2 separate regions of the Mus musculus genome follow, and region 2 is linked to region 1. The links are chromatin loops, found by intact Hi-C in ENCODE. Cell type or tissue: left cerebral cortex. All regions are shown on one strand. Each heading gives the region's core, and the rest is flanking DNA. Links, peaks and the distances in the headings are about the cores only. Region 1 holds the start of Tra2a (transformer 2 alpha). Region 2 holds the start of Cycs (cytochrome c, somatic).

The links. Hi-C counts contacts between places; a loop is a spot of excess contacts. Peaks named below come from ENCODE experiments on the same cell type or tissue, not always from the same donor. Only the 100,000 strongest peaks of a DNase experiment are listed, where the experiment ranks them.
Region 2: it touches region 1 in a loop (6-fold over the local background); 2 of 42 quality-filtered maps call a loop at or near these places.

What each region holds. Positions count from the first base shown.
Region 1 is chr6:49,258,473-49,266,806 of GRCm38, forward strand. It overlaps Tra2a (transformer 2 alpha), which reads right to left and starts at 5,580. Exons shown (of 8, transcript NM_198102.2): 1 at 5,366-5,580. The coding sequence starts at 5,401. In left cerebral cortex, for the core only: no CTCF peak of the experiment used is centred there; DNase peaks (open chromatin) are centred at 4,772, 4,804 and 5,598; H3K4me3 peaks cover 2,434 bases; H3K27ac peaks cover 1,441 bases.
Region 2 is chr6:50,562,481-50,570,769 of GRCm38, forward strand. Cycs (cytochrome c, somatic) reads right to left here and starts at 4,089. Exons shown (of 3, transcript NM_007808.5): 1 at 3,936-4,089; 2 at 3,012-3,188; 3 at 83-2,905. The coding sequence starts at 3,180. The coding sequence ends at 2,757. It overlaps 5430402O13Rik (RIKEN cDNA 5430402O13 gene), which reads left to right and starts at 4,163. Exons shown (of 3, transcript NR_027892.1): 1 at 4,163-4,542. In left cerebral cortex, for the core only: CTCF peaks have their summits at 4,192 and 4,409; DNase peaks (open chromatin) are centred at 143 and 4,154; H3K4me3 peaks cover 2,330 bases; H3K27ac peaks cover 1,773 bases.

The DNA of each region.
Region 1 (8,334 bases), core at 271-8,270:
AGTCAATTCCAGAGGAGTGAAGGAAATACCTCCCATCTCTCCTTTTTTTAAAGACAAGGTCTTCCCTCTCATTTGTTTAGGTTTTCTGAACAGGGTTTCTCTGTGTAGTCCTTGAACTAGATCTGTAGGCCTCGAATTCAAGAGATCTGCCTGGGATTAAAAGTGTGCACCACCACCCGGCTCATAAATTGTTTTTTTAAAGATTTTATTTATTTATTTTATATATGTGATGAGTACATTGTAACTGTCTTCAGACACTCCAGAAGAGGGCATCGGATCTCATTACAGATGGTTGTGAGCCTCCATATGGCTGCTGGGAATTGAACTCAGGACCTCTGGAAGAGCAGTCAGGGCTCTTAACCTCTGAGCCATCTCTCCAGCCCCCATAAATTGTTTTGTAGTTTGTGTGTGTGGGTGTTTTGCCTGCATGTTTCTGAGTACCCTACGCATACCATATACCCTGAGGTCAGAGTGTGCATGAACCCATGAGACTTGAGTTACAGATGCAAATGAGGTGGGTGCCATGTGAGTGGTGGGTATTGAACCTGGGTTCAATAATTAATTAATTTAAAAAAAAGATCCTGGGTTTTCTGCAAAAAGCAGCAAAGTGTTCTTATTCTCTGAGCCATCTATCTCTCCAGCTCTCAGAGTCTTGCTGTGTCCCTGGCTGACTTCAAACTGGTGGTTATCCTCTGGTTATCACACTTCCTGAGTGGTGGACCTGTCTCTTCCATTTCCATTTGTTAAGATATTAATATATACAACTTTGTGTATATTTGCACGCTCATATACCCGTTGACAGAAGGTTAGACATCTCGCTCTATGTATCTCCCTCCACTTAACTGTTTGAGATAGGGTTGGTCTCTCACTAAACCCAGAGCTCATCTACTCATTAGCTGAAGTGCCTAAGGACTCCTGAGGATCCTAAACATTTGGATTAGAGGCATGCTCTGCCAAGCCTGGCTTTTAGAATATTGGCCAGGCTTCAGAACTTAGGTTCATATGCTCTATAGCAAGCACTTTCCTCACTGAGCCATCTTCTACAGCACACAAATACAACTTTTAATTCCAGCGGATACAGGTAAATTTGTTTAATTTTTCACTTTTATTGACAAATCATTCCGTAGCAAGGTGACTTCATACTAGGACTCCTTTTTTAAAAATTGGGTTTTTAAGAGGCCAGAATAAGAACTATAAGAGTTATGTCCATTCTTCTCAATTTCTCCAAAGGACATTAAGGACATTTCTCTTACCTTTGGATAGGTTTGATAAAGCAGATAACTCTTTATTATTATTAAGGTGACAAACAGATGCCAGCACTCAAGAGGCAGAGGCAAATAGATCTGAGTTTGAGGTCAGCCAGGAGTAAACAGTAAAGACACTGAAAGAGAGAAATGAAAGCAAAACAGAGCCACCTTTCCCTCTTTCCCAGTTTCAAAAGAACACTGGGTGTGGTGGCCTCTGGCTATAAATTCCAGTACCGAGGAGAAGCTGAAAGGAAAGGTTCCTGAGTTAAGGAAAGCACGTGATTGAGCTTCAGTAAAACCCTGTCTCAAAACATCTCGGCATCTTCCTAAATTGATATATGTGCGGACCAAGTTAAGTTGTTTATGGACCTGTTACGATTTTTATTGTTTTGTTTTGAGGGGCAAGACCTTACTTACACCCTGGCTGACCTGGAATTCAGAGATCTGTCTGCCTCTGGCTTCCAAGTGCCTGGAATTAATGATGTGCCACAGCACACCCAGAACTGGATTTTTTTTTTTTTGTAATGGCACAATCATTCTCCTGTATTTCTTGAAAAGGGTTTCTGCCATAAATAATTCAAGTTGCATTCTACTGCTCCTGTGCCAGTCTTTTTAATCATAGGTTTCCAAAATGAAGAGCTCATAGATGGCCCTTAGTGAGCGCTGGATTCAAGTCTGAATCCTTAAGCCTAGAATTCGAAACCCTTTGTTATCTTGGCTGCACATATATCTGTCACTATTTCGGCACTAATACACTTAATGACAGTATTTTTGTTTTTAAACCCAGGTTTAAATTGGCAGTCACCTGAAATTAAGACAAATTCTTGGTATCTCACAACCACCTGCAACCCTAGTCCCAGGAGATATGATTTCCTCTTCTGGCTTCCTTAGGCATTGTACATGTGTGGTATACAGACATATATGCAGGCAAAACATCCAGACACAAAGTAAAATATACAACCTAATATGGCTTGAATAAATACTTTTAGCAAACTCTATTCATGGGTCAATACAGTTAAGTACAATGTGCTCTTCACAAAGAAAAATCTGAACACATACAGGACTGTGTATATACAATGGACAGTAAACTGGGGCTTATGTGGTCTTCCATGTCTTGGTTTGTTCTTGTACTCTCTTACCTTATTTCCTTTTATAATTTTTCTAACTTTTATTTTATGTGCACTGATGTTTTGTCTGCATGTATGTCCGTGAGTGATGATCCTGGAATTACAGACAGCTGTGAGCTGCCATGTGGGTGCTGGAAATCCAACCCAAGTTCTCTGGAAGAACAGTCAGTGTTCTTAACCACTAAGCTATCTTTCCAGCTCCTCTTTTTTTTTTTTCTCCCTGTGTAGCCCTGGCTGTCCTGGAACTTGCTCAGCAGACCAGGCTAGCCTCAAACTCCAACTGCCTCTGACCCCCAAGTGCATAGGTGTGGACCAGCAGCACCTCCTGGGTAGTTCTTCATTTCTAAAATGTTGACAGCACCCTAGCCCTTGCTATATTATTACAAGCAATAAATAAAAATGCACCCAAGAAGGCTGAATTCTAAAATATTGTAAGCATAGATATATTTATATATTTTATCTTCAGTGTTTGGTCCATTCTAGGAACCCTCCACCTAATCTTGAACACTTTTACTGAGAAAGGATTAACATGCTCCCTGTTACACCTAAAGATAAAGTCCAATCATTCACTTTATGTATCAGATGCAATCTTCCCAATAAATTCCAACAGAAGGGAAATAATAATAAAAACCCTATATTAATAATCTTTTAAAAATACCCAATAGGCCCAGCATTTGACTACTGACCTGTCAATGCCTCCCCTAGTTTAGGGTAATGAGAAGAGTTTGAAGTCTAACTACCATGTAAATAACTTCAACACATCATTCAAACATCTCTCTTAGGAAGCTGCCCTCAGACACCTCTACAGGCAATGATAAAGGGGCATAGCAATTATGGTCAACAGGGGGGAAAAAGCATACAACCTCCCACCAAAACAAAAAAAACAAAGCACTGTATTTAAATACTTAGCTGCTTTAAGAAGAGGAGTGGTACAGCACTTGCCTGGTATGCAAAAGGCCTGGGTTCCACTCCCACAAAGCTCAAAAACAACAAAAATCAATATGAACCCCCCCACAAGCCTCTAGCCTTCTAATTCTTTATGTAATTACAAGTCTGTTCAATCATAATTTAAGAATACAAAACAAAAACTGTTACATCTTAAAGAGCTGTAACTGACCCTGAAAGCGCTGATGTAAACTGAACCACAGGTACTGCTGTACTACTAATGGCAGAAGAGAGGGAGCTAGAAAGTCCCTATCTGTTAACTAGGTTGTTAATACCTAAATAAACTGAAAAGTGGATAGGAATCTTCAATAATTTGTGGGAAGGTGGTAATTATCCACTACTCCTTCCACTAGAGGACAAATGGGAGAACCAGAGCAGCAATCAGAGCCATCAGAGCAACACTGGTACAAGTCCCACAGACTAAACCAGGAACAATAACAACAAAACAACACACCCAAACCCCAACCGTCTTTTCCTAATTACTTAGTTTCACAAGTAATACAACTACGTGAAATATTTACTTCATAGTCTTTAAAAGTTGTTAGTACAATAAAACAATCCTAAAAATAGTAAGCAGGTTCAACTCAATCGTTGTGTGCAAATTTCATTCAAATAATCCAATCAAAGTTAAATGTAGTTATGACCTTGTCCTAGTGCATTAAATAAAAAAATAAACAAACAAAATGCACCCTCTTTTCTCAAGATCAAAACCCTAACTGACCGTATATGACTTGACTGACAGAGTACAGGTGTCTAAATCCCGAGCTTCCAAAAGGGACAAATTCTTTCCTTCAGCAAAGCCCTCCAGCGGCTTTTTTCCACCCGCCCCTCCTCCACTAGAATACCAACACAACTGCCAGCCCTCGAGTACCATGGGACTTTTGTTTCCCTTTTTTTTCCTTCCATGGTTTTACCAGGACTCACTTCCATTAATTTCCAATACTAGGGTAACTTCGGAATAAAACTCAAAAACCGGTAACGTTCTAATAATATACTCAAGCTTTGTGAATATACGGTTTATACTCACAAGACCTCAGATAACCAAAGTCTTGAGTCCCTTTTCCGGGGAATGGGTGAGAAAAACGGGGGAGGGTCTGTAAATTTCAGGTATAATCTTTTGAGTTAACAATGATTAGCTTTTTTCTTTTCTTTTTTGAAAACTGAGGCAAGAAATTTGTTCAGTTACGTAAGGTTTAAAGTAAGATGTCTTGGCAGTTTAGCCATAAAGATCTGTAAAGGAGTTTTCAGAGGAATGGTCACAGGAAGGAAAGCTTTGGAAGTTGAGACATAAAGAACCCAACATCTAGCTGTTAGGAAAACAGGCGTCACTGCATTTCCACATTCATTTAGAAGCGAAAGGAAAGAGGACATTAAGGGGAAAGGCTCTTGCGTAGTTTTCCCTTCCCCGCTCGCTCTCGTCTTAAGGACTCTTAAGGGTCGCTGCGGTCGTTGACTAACCACTTCACTGGGCTCGTCCCACCTTCAACCTCAAGGCTTTCGCCTTTACAGACGCGACGCCGCCGGTTCCGACGGAGACGCGGCCGCTCACTGCAACAGAGAGCCAAGGAGACAACAGGCCCCAGCTAGTCCCGCGCCAGCGATTCCCCGCCCGGACAGCAGCCCCGCGCACTTCTGACCCCGAGACCCCGCTGCGATGGCCGGAGGAGGGGTGGTGGTGGCCCGAGATGCCACCGCAGGAAGCACCTACCACTATCCGGCCGGAGGGAGCGCCCCGCCGCCTCCTGCCCCACCGCGCCGGGGACCCGCACCTCGGAGCAGAGATGGGAAGCTGAGAGGAAAGGGAGCGACAGGAGAGGATAGGACCAGGCCAGGTACCAGTCAGCCGCCAGAAAGGAGCGCTGCGGGCTAGTGGGGCATCTGGGCACGCAGGGGGACCCCGAAGCCATCTTGGGACGTGACGCGCTCGCGGTGGCCCTCAAGGCTGCTCCTGAGGGCCCCGCCACCTCGCCCGACCGACCGCGCTCGTCCCCGAGCCCCGGAGCATCGGGCCGCCGCCGAAGACGGCTCCCGCGGCTTTGTACTCACTCTGCCCTCGAAGTTGTTCTCCTCTACATCACTCATGTCGGCCAGGCGCTCCCGAGAACTAAATAAGAGATATGTCTCGGCTCGAGGGCCGACGGCCTAGTCACCGCGCTGTTCGGACTGTGGGGAGGAAGAAGGCGACGGCTACAACGGCCAGTGCGTTCCACTCCCACCAGCTCGCACGTTCAGGCAAAATGGCGCCCGTGCCGCCAGAAACCTCCTGGTGTCCCCGGCGCCTGACGTCAAGGGGCGGACCTGTGATGACGTCGTCGCGAACCCCGCCTCCGCCCCGGGAGGCTTTGTGTCCGCCTGGCCTAGCGCGGGAGATTGGCGGGTTTCAAGAGCTTGCTGTTTGGCGTTGGGTCGGTTTGTCCTCCGGGTGCTGGAATTAAAGGCGTGTGTCATCGCCTGGCTTTGCCTGTGGGGTTTTGTTCTTGAGTTTTTTTGGTTTTGTTCTCTTTAGGTATGGAACTCAGGTCTTTCTTGCATAGCAAAACAAACCAACCAAAAACAAGCAAACAAAAACCCAACAAACAAACCGACTTTTCCAGCTGAGTTTTCCTTATCCCCAGTATCTGCCCCCCCCCCTTTTTTTTTTTTTGGTTTGGTTTTTTTACAGAGACAGGGTTTCTCTGTATAGCCTTGGCTGTCCTGGAACTCACTTTGTAGGCCAGGCTGGCCTCGAACTCAGAAATCTGCCTGCCTCTGCCTTCCGAGTGCTGGGATTAAAGGCGTGAGCCACCACGCCCGGCTAGTATCTGCCCTTTTAAACGTTGAAATAACAATATATACACAGATGGGGTTATACTGAAAAGCCATGAGTTTCTCACTCTTCTCTGCTTCCAAACCTCAAGACAGGGTTTCTGTGTAACCCTGGCTGTCCTGGAACTCCCTCTGTAGACCAGGCTGGCCTGGAACTCACAGAAATCTGCCTGCCTCTGCCTCCCAAGTTCTGGGAATAAAGGCATGAGCTCCCACCACAGCGGGGGGCATTTTAATTGAAGTTCCCTCCTCTCAGGTGACCTTATCTGTGCCAAGTTGATAGAAAATTATCCAGCACACCTAGCATGTACTAGGCTCTGGGTTTAGTCCTCAACACTGTAGAACATGTAAATAAATAAAAATAAATTGGGGGAATATATTGTTTGGCAACATTAGTATCCATACTTCTTGCTCTAGAAAAATAAGGAACACCAGCACAAATAATGAATTCACAAAGACCTGAAATAGCTGGGTGTGGTGATCTGTGCCTGTGATCCCACCACTTAGGCGTCTAGAAGGAAGGACTGTTGGAAGTTCCAGCCAACCTGAGATATAAAAAGAGAGCCTATCAGAAATGTCAGAGAGCTAGTTATCAAACTCTTTAAAAAAAAAAAGATTTATTATATGTAAGTACACTGTAGCTGTCTTCAGACACACCAGAAGAGGGTGTTAGATCTCATTATGGATGGCTGTGAACCACCATGTGGTTGCTGGGATTTGAACTCAGGACCTTCAGAAGAGCAGTCAGTGCTCTTAACCGCTGAGCTATCCCTCCAGCCCCCATTATTAAACTCTTAATGGTTTGGACTCAGCCACAACAGGAAGATTTATGTTGTGAATATCAGCAAATCATTTTTCTTCCTCTTTCTTTCAGAGAGCTCATTATTAAATACTTACCCTTCTATTCATGTAATATCATGTAAGTTAATATGTAGTGTTATTTTGTAAGTGCATTTAGAACAGCACATTCCTGATTTACTATATTGTTGTTTCTTCAATTTTTTATTGGATATTTTCTTTATTTACATTTCAAATGTTTTCCCCTTTCCAGGTCTCCCATTCTGAAACCCCCACCACCACCACCCCATCCCCTGCCTCTGTGAGGGTGTTCCCCCATCCACCCACCCACCCACTCCTGTCTTCCTGCCCTGGCATTCCCCTACACTGGGGCATCAAACCCCTTCTCTCCTCCCACTGATGTCCAACAAGGCCATCCTCTGCCACATATATGGCCAGCGCCATGGGGCCCTCCATGTGTATTCTTTGGTTGGTGGTCCAGCTCCCTGGGAGCTCAGTGGGTGGGGGTGGGGGAGAGGTCTGGCCTGTTGTCACTGTTGCTCCCTCCTTGGGGCTGCAAAGCCCTTGTGTGTTTCTTTCTTTCCTTTTTTTTTTTTTTTTTTTTGGGTTTTTTTTTTTGTTTGTTTGTTTGTTTTTTTGTTTTTTTGTTTTTTTTTTGGTTTTTCAAAACAGGGTTTCTCTGTATAGCCCTGGCTGTCCTGGAGCTCACTTTGTAGACCAGGCTGGCCTCAAACTCAGAAATCCGCTTGCCTCTGCCGCCCGAGTGCTGGGATTAAAGGTGTGCGCCACCATGCCAGGCTCCCTTGTGTGTTTCTAATTTAACTCCCCAACAGCACTGTGGGTTTTATTCGTGTTTTGAGATGGAGTCTCCCTGTGTAGCTCAGGATAGAGTTGAATGCATGACCATTCCTGCATCAGCCTATCGTGTGCTTGGGTTACAGGCATGCAACATCACATCCCCTCTAGCTCACGATATTGTGATAAGATGCATTGAAGTTGATATGTGCAACTCTCATTTTCTTCAATAATAATGTTGCCCTGCTTCACCTGCAAGATCCATAAAGATAGATATTCCTTTAAGAAAAAAGCGTTAGGGCTGGGACTGTAGCTCAGTGGTAGACTATGTGCTTCCCATATGCAATGCCTTGTATCTTTTGTTTTTATTTTTTTGTTTTTCTATCTGGCCTGTACTTTCAAGGGAGATGGAAGAGAATTGCTACAAGTTCAAGTCCAGCTTTGGACTTTATGATAAATCCTAAGCTGCACAGTGAGTATCTGCCTCAAGACAACAACAAATGAAAAATGTTAGTTAATGTAGAAAATAATAGATTTCAGAGCTGAAGAGATAGTGATTAAAGCACTGGGTGCTCTTCCAAAGGCCCTGGATTCAATCCCCAAGCACCCACATGGTA
Region 2 (8,289 bases), core at 1-8,000, 1.3 Mb after region 1:
AATTTGACTAACATGATGTCATCTAAGACTATGTAGCTGTAAAAAGTCTGTTAAGGACCGTTTTCCTGGACAGCGAGTGTGTACTCCGACATGTCCTTTATTTAGCAATCTTCAGTGGTTAAAATGAATATGTAAGTGTAACGGAAGACAGATGGTGCCCCTGCCCACCTAAAAAAGACAACTTAAACTCAACAGATGAAGCATGGTAAAATCAAAGGGATTGTCTAAATCAGTGTTCAGAAAGGCATCAGAATTTTATGTGCATTAATTCTAGATTCTCAGAAGGCAAGTGCTTAAACTGGCTGGTACTAGTTCTAGGTCAATGCCATAAATACAGCAGCCATTAGCTACTTCATCAACCCACATGTACTTCATGGGTTTGAAAGCCACACCAGGGTAATGGACAAGTATGTCTAAAAGATCCATTACAGGAAGGACTATGGGGTAGAGCTTTTCTAAGCATTCTGAATGCAGGTGGAACTGAGAAGAAATTCATCTGATTTTCCTTTATGGTATCACTGAACTAGCCACCTACAAAGCAACTAAGAGCAAGCAGATCAGCTAGAGTGGTCCCACTTCCTGACTTGTAAAATCAGTGTACAGAGACTGTCCCCTTTCTGCATCTCACAGGTTTACCTTCTCCATCACTGGGTATCTTACTTGAGTCTAGCCTTAGAACACAGGAGGTTCCATCTGTGTAACACAGGCCTTAGATGATGTATTAGGTATAGATACAGAAATAACAACTCTAAGTTTGGTCATCAGTAGGGACCCTTTACTTGGGCTCCCAGAAAAGGTTGCCTGTCAGGAAATAAGTCATCATGGCTTCACCACTTCTGGGTTACAGAATCTGAGTTTATAAACTATAGGACTCACACAACCTGCTGCACTAACGAGGCCCCTTTGAATTTATATTGAAAGCCCAATGTTATAAAATCTTAAGCCAAATGTCTATATATTCATCTCAACGGCTTATTATGACTTTTTTTTTCTATCATTTCCAGAATATAAGAAAACAAGTCCAGGGCTTTATTTTTATTTTTTGTTTTTTTGAGACAGGGTTTCTCTGTGTAGCCCAGGCTGTCCTGGAACTCACTCTATAGACCAGGCTGGCCTTGAACTCAGAAATCCACCTGCCTCTGCCTCCCAAGTGCTGGGATTAAAGGTGTATGCCAACACCACCCGGCAATTCCAGGGCTTTATTTCTTTACACATTAGTTAAAATGTGCCCTGGAAAGTTGTTACAAAAACTTGGGACTCATCAAGTGTTATTACAAAGCTATCTCTGAAGGACCTACAAAGTAAAAAGCTTATCAGGGCTGGAGAGGACTCAAGAGCACTGGCTGTTCTTCCAGAGGACTCAGCCTGGACTGCGCCCACTGCAGATCCCGCTGTAACACCAGTCCCAAGGAATCCAACACCCTGGGTTGGCCTTCAAGTGTAGTGCACAGATATACATGCAGAGAAAACACCCATACATACAAAATAGGTCCAAAACAACAAAAAAAAAATTCCTACCCATCAGCCCAAAACTCCAAATTACAGAAAACTTTCCAAACTTGTTTCCAGATTGTCCTCAATTTCTTGTATAAAGTAAGATTTGTCACAAAGTGCTGCCTCTGACCTGAGGCCCAGTTAATCATCTTCTACACGTCTGAAGTCACGATGAGGTCTTTCTCCAGCCTTTTCACCCCCACAAAGACACCACTATCACTCATTTCCCTGCCATTCTCTATAAAATTTAGGACCACTCAGCTAATACATAATTATTCACCTTTATAGATCTCATTCTGGCCAAAGAACGAAGGGTAAAGCGTGGCTGTAGTCGGAGTTGCCCGAGATATCAAGGTAAGAGCACCTAGTACCTTCACTAGACCATGGCTTTATACCAGGGAACATTTAAACAACTAAAGATATGTTAACTGTCATTAAACAAAGCACAATCAAAGGATCACGATCTGTGGTTGTTTTAATTATCTTCTTTCTGCTGATACAAACTATTTCCTTTATTTCCATCTTTCCATCTAGTAAGTTAGCAAAGAGTGCCATTCCTAATCGAATTCCAGTTATGTGTGTTTCTGAGTGGGTATTTAAGGACAATTCTGATTTACAACTTAGTCTTAGAAAATAGAGAATTTAAAAGGCCTAACTTGCTTGTTTCTAAAAGCATTTTAATTTGCAGATCAACTATAAAGAAGTGTTAAATACTCTTTATTTGATATCATACATAAACCACAGTAAATGCCTTTCAATAGTAAAAGGCAACATCCTTGATGTAGGGAATTCTAATTAAAACTGCACTGTCAAGAATAGACAGTTGCCTCCTGGTGGTTAGCCATGACCTGAAAGAGGCCAGTGAACACAAACTGAAACACATTTGAGTCTTCTTGTTTCTGAGACAGTGATAGAATTTTCCCAGTGTTTAAGCATATTCATATGCCCAGTTATATAAATCTAAGTATAAAACCATTTAGTAGGTTTGAGGTGACATGCCCCTATTTATGGAAAGTAAAACATTGCTAATTAAGTCCAATCTTATCTTGAGAAAGGGAGAGCCGTGGTAGCATGTATACAACTGGAACTGTTGCTTTAATAAAGACCGTACCCACTTTATGACAAGTCAGTTTTACTTAAATCAGGACTGTCCAACAAAAACATTGCTAGCCATTCATGATCTGAATTTGGTGTGTGAATTAAATTATGGTGTACATTAAAAGCCATGAGACATTTGTTTTGTAATAAATAAGGCAGTGGAATTACTCATTAGTAGCCTTTTTAAGATAAGCTATTAGGTCTGCCCTTTCTCCCTTCTTCTTAATTCCAGCGAAGATCATTTTTGTTCCAGGGATGTACTTTTTGGGATTCTCCAAATACTCCATCAGGGTATCCTCTCCCCAGGTGATGCCTAAACAGAAAGAGATGCAGAGGTTAAGTGTTTTACACACCTGGTAATTCTGCACTGGTTAACCCAAGCAACCTGTGCTGTGGCTGACAGCAGCTCCCCCCGTTACCTTTGTTCTTGTTGGCATCTGTGTAAGAGAATCCAGCAGCCTGGCCTGTCTTCCGCCCGAACAGACCGTGGAGATTTGGTCCAGTCTTATGCTTGCCTCCCTTTTCCACAGTGTGGCACTGGGCACACTTCTGAACAAAAATCTTCTTGCCTTTTTCAACATCACCCATTTTTAATTCTAAAAGGGAAAAGATCCAACAGTAAAACGTACTACGGATCCCAATGACCATTCAAACCGCTATTCTTATGTCCTCTTAACACCAGGCAGGGTGCTAACTCAGTCCACTTGCAATATTCTTCAATAGCAAATACATCACCTAGGAGACTCTCCTTTAAAGCAAGTCTGTGCTCAAGACAGGTCCATGCCAAGGGAAATGGAAACCCACAGCTCAAACCCCAGTTTCCGAAGAAGGCAAGGTCAAAAAGTCACAAATATGAAACCGGACTCATTAAAGCAAAACCACTACAACTCTTAACATTTCAGAATGCTAAACTGCTGTCAGTGCTGCCGATTAAAGTCACTTCCAAAGATAAGGGAGGCTGGGGGTGATCCTAAGTGCTTCCGCCTGCTCCGGTCTCATTAGGAGGTTAAGTCTCTTCTCTCTTGCTTTAGTCCGGCACGGGAAGGCGAGGGAGGACTGGGGAAGGAACCGTCTCACTCTCACGTTGAGATCCCAGGGGTGACTACGACTTTACAAACCCACCCTCCCAGATGCTTAATCAGGAAAAGAACTGGCCCAGTCCTGAAGGAACAGCAGCTTCTGCTCTCAGAAGGGGCGGCGGGCGAGTTCCTTCTAGAACTCCGGGCCCCGGTCCTACACCCACGCCGCCTCCAGCCGTGCCACAGTTCTGCATGGCTTTGTAGGTTAGGCCTGCCCCGGCCTCCTCGCCCCGTTCCCGGTCCGCATCCCCGTCGCGCGCTCACCGTTCCGGGCTGGTCAACACCACGAACGTTCGGACTCGAAGACAGACGTCCCGCGCTCTAGCCCAAGGACACGCCGGCCCGCGCCTATGTACCGGTGTCGGTGCAACCACACTTGTTCCGCCCGTCCGCGGCCCGACGTGCGGTAGCGCCGTCTGCTGCGCCGTGACGTAACCGCACCTCATTGGCTCCAGGACAGGTTTGTGCGCGCGCATGCGAGCTAGCATGGTAGGATGTGCCCAGAGGGCGCCCTTCCTTCAGAGGCCTCGTTTGCCCGACACTTACGACAGGCCTTAGGACGTAAGGCGTGGACGTGCGTGACGTCACCCTCTGGCCTGCGAGATGGCGAGGGCAAGTAGCGGGGCCGATGCTCCCTTGGGATCCGGGTGTGGCTCGGCTCAGGTAACGCCCGGCCCTAGGACTCCTTCGGCCTCCGCCCACGGGGAGTGCTGAGACTGCCGGCCGGTGTGCTGGCGACCTTTACCCAGGCTTGGTCAAGGCTTCCTGGCTGGCGCAACTGCACTGGCCTCGCAGTGGACGCCTGCTGGTGACCTTTACTCTGTTAAACCATCTTCCTGCTCTCCCAGTGAGAGCCTCAAAGCTGGGGAAGGTACGCACAAGTGGCAGACAGGATCACATCTTACCCAGAGTCCCTGTTTTCTTCCCCTAGTGTTTGTAGAAAACGAGGAGGGTGTGCAGGCAAGCTTTAAGGGAGAAGCAGGATTCGCCTGAGTAGAGGATTCCCGGGAATCCGCTAGACTTGGCATCCCTTCTGACCATATTGGAAATGGAAGTCTCCTTAGCATACTTTCCTGGTGTACTTCAAAACGAACTCACAGACACTTTAAATTCTGCCACTGGACGTTTTCTTCATTACTCCCCTCTCCCAAATTCAGATGAATGTCGGTCCATTCCCTATGTTCTGTCTAGCCTTGACATAGTTTATCGTGTGTTTATAGATGCCTGGTGTGTGCCGGGCCCTTCTCAGTATGAACTCACATATTCTGGTTGAGCTTGTTTATATTCTACCACTTTTCCTTCCGCCATCAGATTAACATGAGATGTTAGAAGGCTGGTCTAAAGTCTCAATAGATCTCTTTCCAGCCACTGGTCCTATCTGCTCAAAGATGTCAGTTTGTGTGAGTATAGTTGTTAGGTATTCCCAGGGATAGTTGATTCCAGAACAATCCCCAGAACCCATACAGAATTCCATGGGTGTTTAAGTCCTTCACATGAAATGATGTAATATTTGTATATAATCTACACAATCTCCCCAATATTTAAATAATTTCTAGATTATAACTTATACTGCCAAATGCAGTGCTGTATGGTGTCACTTAGGGAAAATGACAAAAACGCTAGTCATTCTGTATTGGTGAGAATATTGTAAGCCTAACTACATAGTATGTGATGTGATCTGCTGATTTCTGAAGACATGGATATGGGAACCATAGATAAGGAGGTCTGATGTATTTTCATTGTTATTAAACTGTCCTAGCTTTTGGGGGTACTCGTTCAGCATTTAGACTTAGTCCTTATGTAGGTTTATTTTAAGTTATTTGTATATAGGCTTATTTATCAAACTCTTAAAGTTTTTAAAGACCTGATGTAGCAAATCTGTAGACATTCAATATGTCCTTAAATCAAGTCCTGATACTGCCTTCCTTATTTCTCCAAAGAAAAAGTAGTTCTTACTGAAGTCATTGTTCTCTCAATATCGTTTCTTTGTGGAACAGAAGATACCATTTTTCGTTTATAAACGAGTTGGCTGTGAGTTGCTCTTGTTTGTGTTTTATGTGTGTATGTGGGGGAGGGGAGTGTTTGGTTTTGGCTTGGGTTTCTTTTGGGGGGCAACTTGGAAACTAATGCTAGGTACCAGCCTGTTAGTTTACCTGAGTTCAAACTTAGGTCAGGTTCTCTAAAATGGAGTCTGAATTTAAAAGACTCGGCATCCCAACCCTATCTCAAAGCCATTGCTCTATCTATTCTTATCCTTTGGGAAGGAGAGTGGCTGGTAAGAGTTGTAATTGTTTTAAAGCAAATGCCTCTCTTTTCAATATAGTGGATTGCGTATTTTTTTAAAAAAACTATGAACAAATCACTATTAGGATGTTCTTCACGTACAGGGAATAAGTGGATCGGATGCTTTAGATTGAAGTGCAGCAGCATTACCTAGGCATTCCTGCCAGAGCTGCCCCAAGCCACCTTCTCTGAGCTAGGCTTTTCATTTGCTGAGCTTCTAGTACAGCCAGAGATGGTTTCCTTTCAGTCCATAGCCAGCCCTAGACTCAGCGTGGACAGAACACATTGTCCACCTCCAAACAACAGACTCCTTGTGGCCCCGCCCCCCGTTCCATGTTTTGATTGAGGAGGAGGAAATTTTAGTAGAAGCTTTAAATAGCATATATTATATATTTTAAGAAAAACTAAAGGGCCTAGGTTCCTACTCTCATTTTTGCAAGGTGAATGAATCTCTCAGAAGGTCTAAAACCATCCCAGGGAAACGGAAACGTTAAGAAGATAGGATTTTTCCAGACATTGGCGCATGTCTTCAATCCCAAAATTAAGGAGGCAGAAGCAGGCAGATCTCTGTGAGTTCTAGGACAGCCAGGAGTAGAAAGAAAGTTCCAGGGCAGCCAAGGCTGTTACACAGAGAAACCCTGTCTTAAAAAAAAAAAATCAAAGAAGGAGGAGGAGGAGGAAGAAAGGGAGTAGGAGGAAGAAGAGGAAGGGGAAGGAGAAGGGAGACGGGAAGAAAAGAAGAGGGAGAAGAGGAAGAGGAAGAAGAAACAACAAGAAGTGTCTCTCTGCTTACAATTTGGACACAATTTTAGTTTAGTTTATTCTTCAAAGATTCATATTCTGGAAGCTTGCTCCACAGTTAACAGTATTGGAAGGTGGTGGGACCTTTAAGAGGAAGGGCCTAATGAAACATGACTTCTCCATCAGGTCTCTTGCACCGTCATTCTTCATGAAGAGTTATCTTGGGCTCTGGTTGTAAGGGAACATTAGTTCTCTCATGAGTGGATTAGTCCCTAAGAGAGTCAGCTATTATGAAGGAGCAAGCCTGGTCCCTCTTGCTTCCTTCTTTGCTTTGAGACATCTTGTGCTTCCCACCATTTGACACTCTCTTCCATGAGGCTATCGTGTGTGTGTGTGTGTGAGAGAGAGAGAGAGACAGACAGACAGACAGACAGACAGACAAACTAATAACAAAATGCCAGCCACTGTATTCTGAAGGCAGGCCAGGGAGTAGAATAGAGAAATGTCAGATCGATACATGACTTTTATACTGGCTGGGTTTGTGTGTCAACTTGACACACACTGGAGTTATTACAGAAAAAGGAGCCTCCCTTGAGGAAATGCCTCCAGGAGATCCAGCTGTAAGGCATTTTCTCAATTAGTGATCAAGGGTGGGAGGGCCCACTGTGGGTGGTGCCATCCCTGGGCTGGTAGTCCTGGGTTCTACAAGAAAGCAAGCTGAGCAAGCCAGGGAAACAAGCCAGTAAGTAACATCCCTCCATGGCCTCTGCATCAGCTCAACCTTCCTGACCTGCTTGAGTTCCAGTCCTGAATTCTTTGGTGATGAACAGCAATGTGGAAGTGTAAGCTGATTAAACTCTTTCTCCCCAACTTGCTTCTTGGTCATGATGTTTGTGCAGAAATAGAAACCCGGACTAAGATAGCTTTCTTAATTAGATTTATAGTTTAATTTCCTCCTTTTTATTGTGATAAAACACACCACATAAAGTTTGCTATGTTTTGTTTGGTGGTATTAAGTACAGGTATATTATGCAACTGACCAATATCTGTACATAGAACTCCTTCATCTTGCAAATCTGAAATTTTACATGTGCTGAGATGGATATTTGTCAGCTTGACTGGATTCTATAATATCCAGGTAGCCAGTACTATTTCTAGGTATGTCAATAAATTATCTCCAAGAAACTGGCATTTCAAAATTAGTGGATTAAAGACATCCTCTTTCATCCAAAATGGGTAGGCAGATGCAATTGGTTGAGGGCCTAGAGGAAACAAAGAAGCAGAGAAGGGCATTCCTGCTGTCTCCTCAGGAGCCAGAGCTCCCTTCTTAGCTGTAGGACAAGCAATTCTAGATTCTTTGGCCTTTGGAACTTGCACCAGTAAGCCCTTAGTCCTTATGCGGAATTATACGGTACTAGAGTCCCTGGTCGTGGGCTCTCCGGCTGTGGATTTTGCCATGCTACTCACTTGTCTGGATTTTCCATCTTTCAGATGCCTTTGTGCCTGTTGTGTGCTTGTAGCATAAGGCATAATATAACAACCAAAATAAAAGTTTTCCTGTGTGTGTTTTTTTTTTAAGAGTAAGTGAAATTGG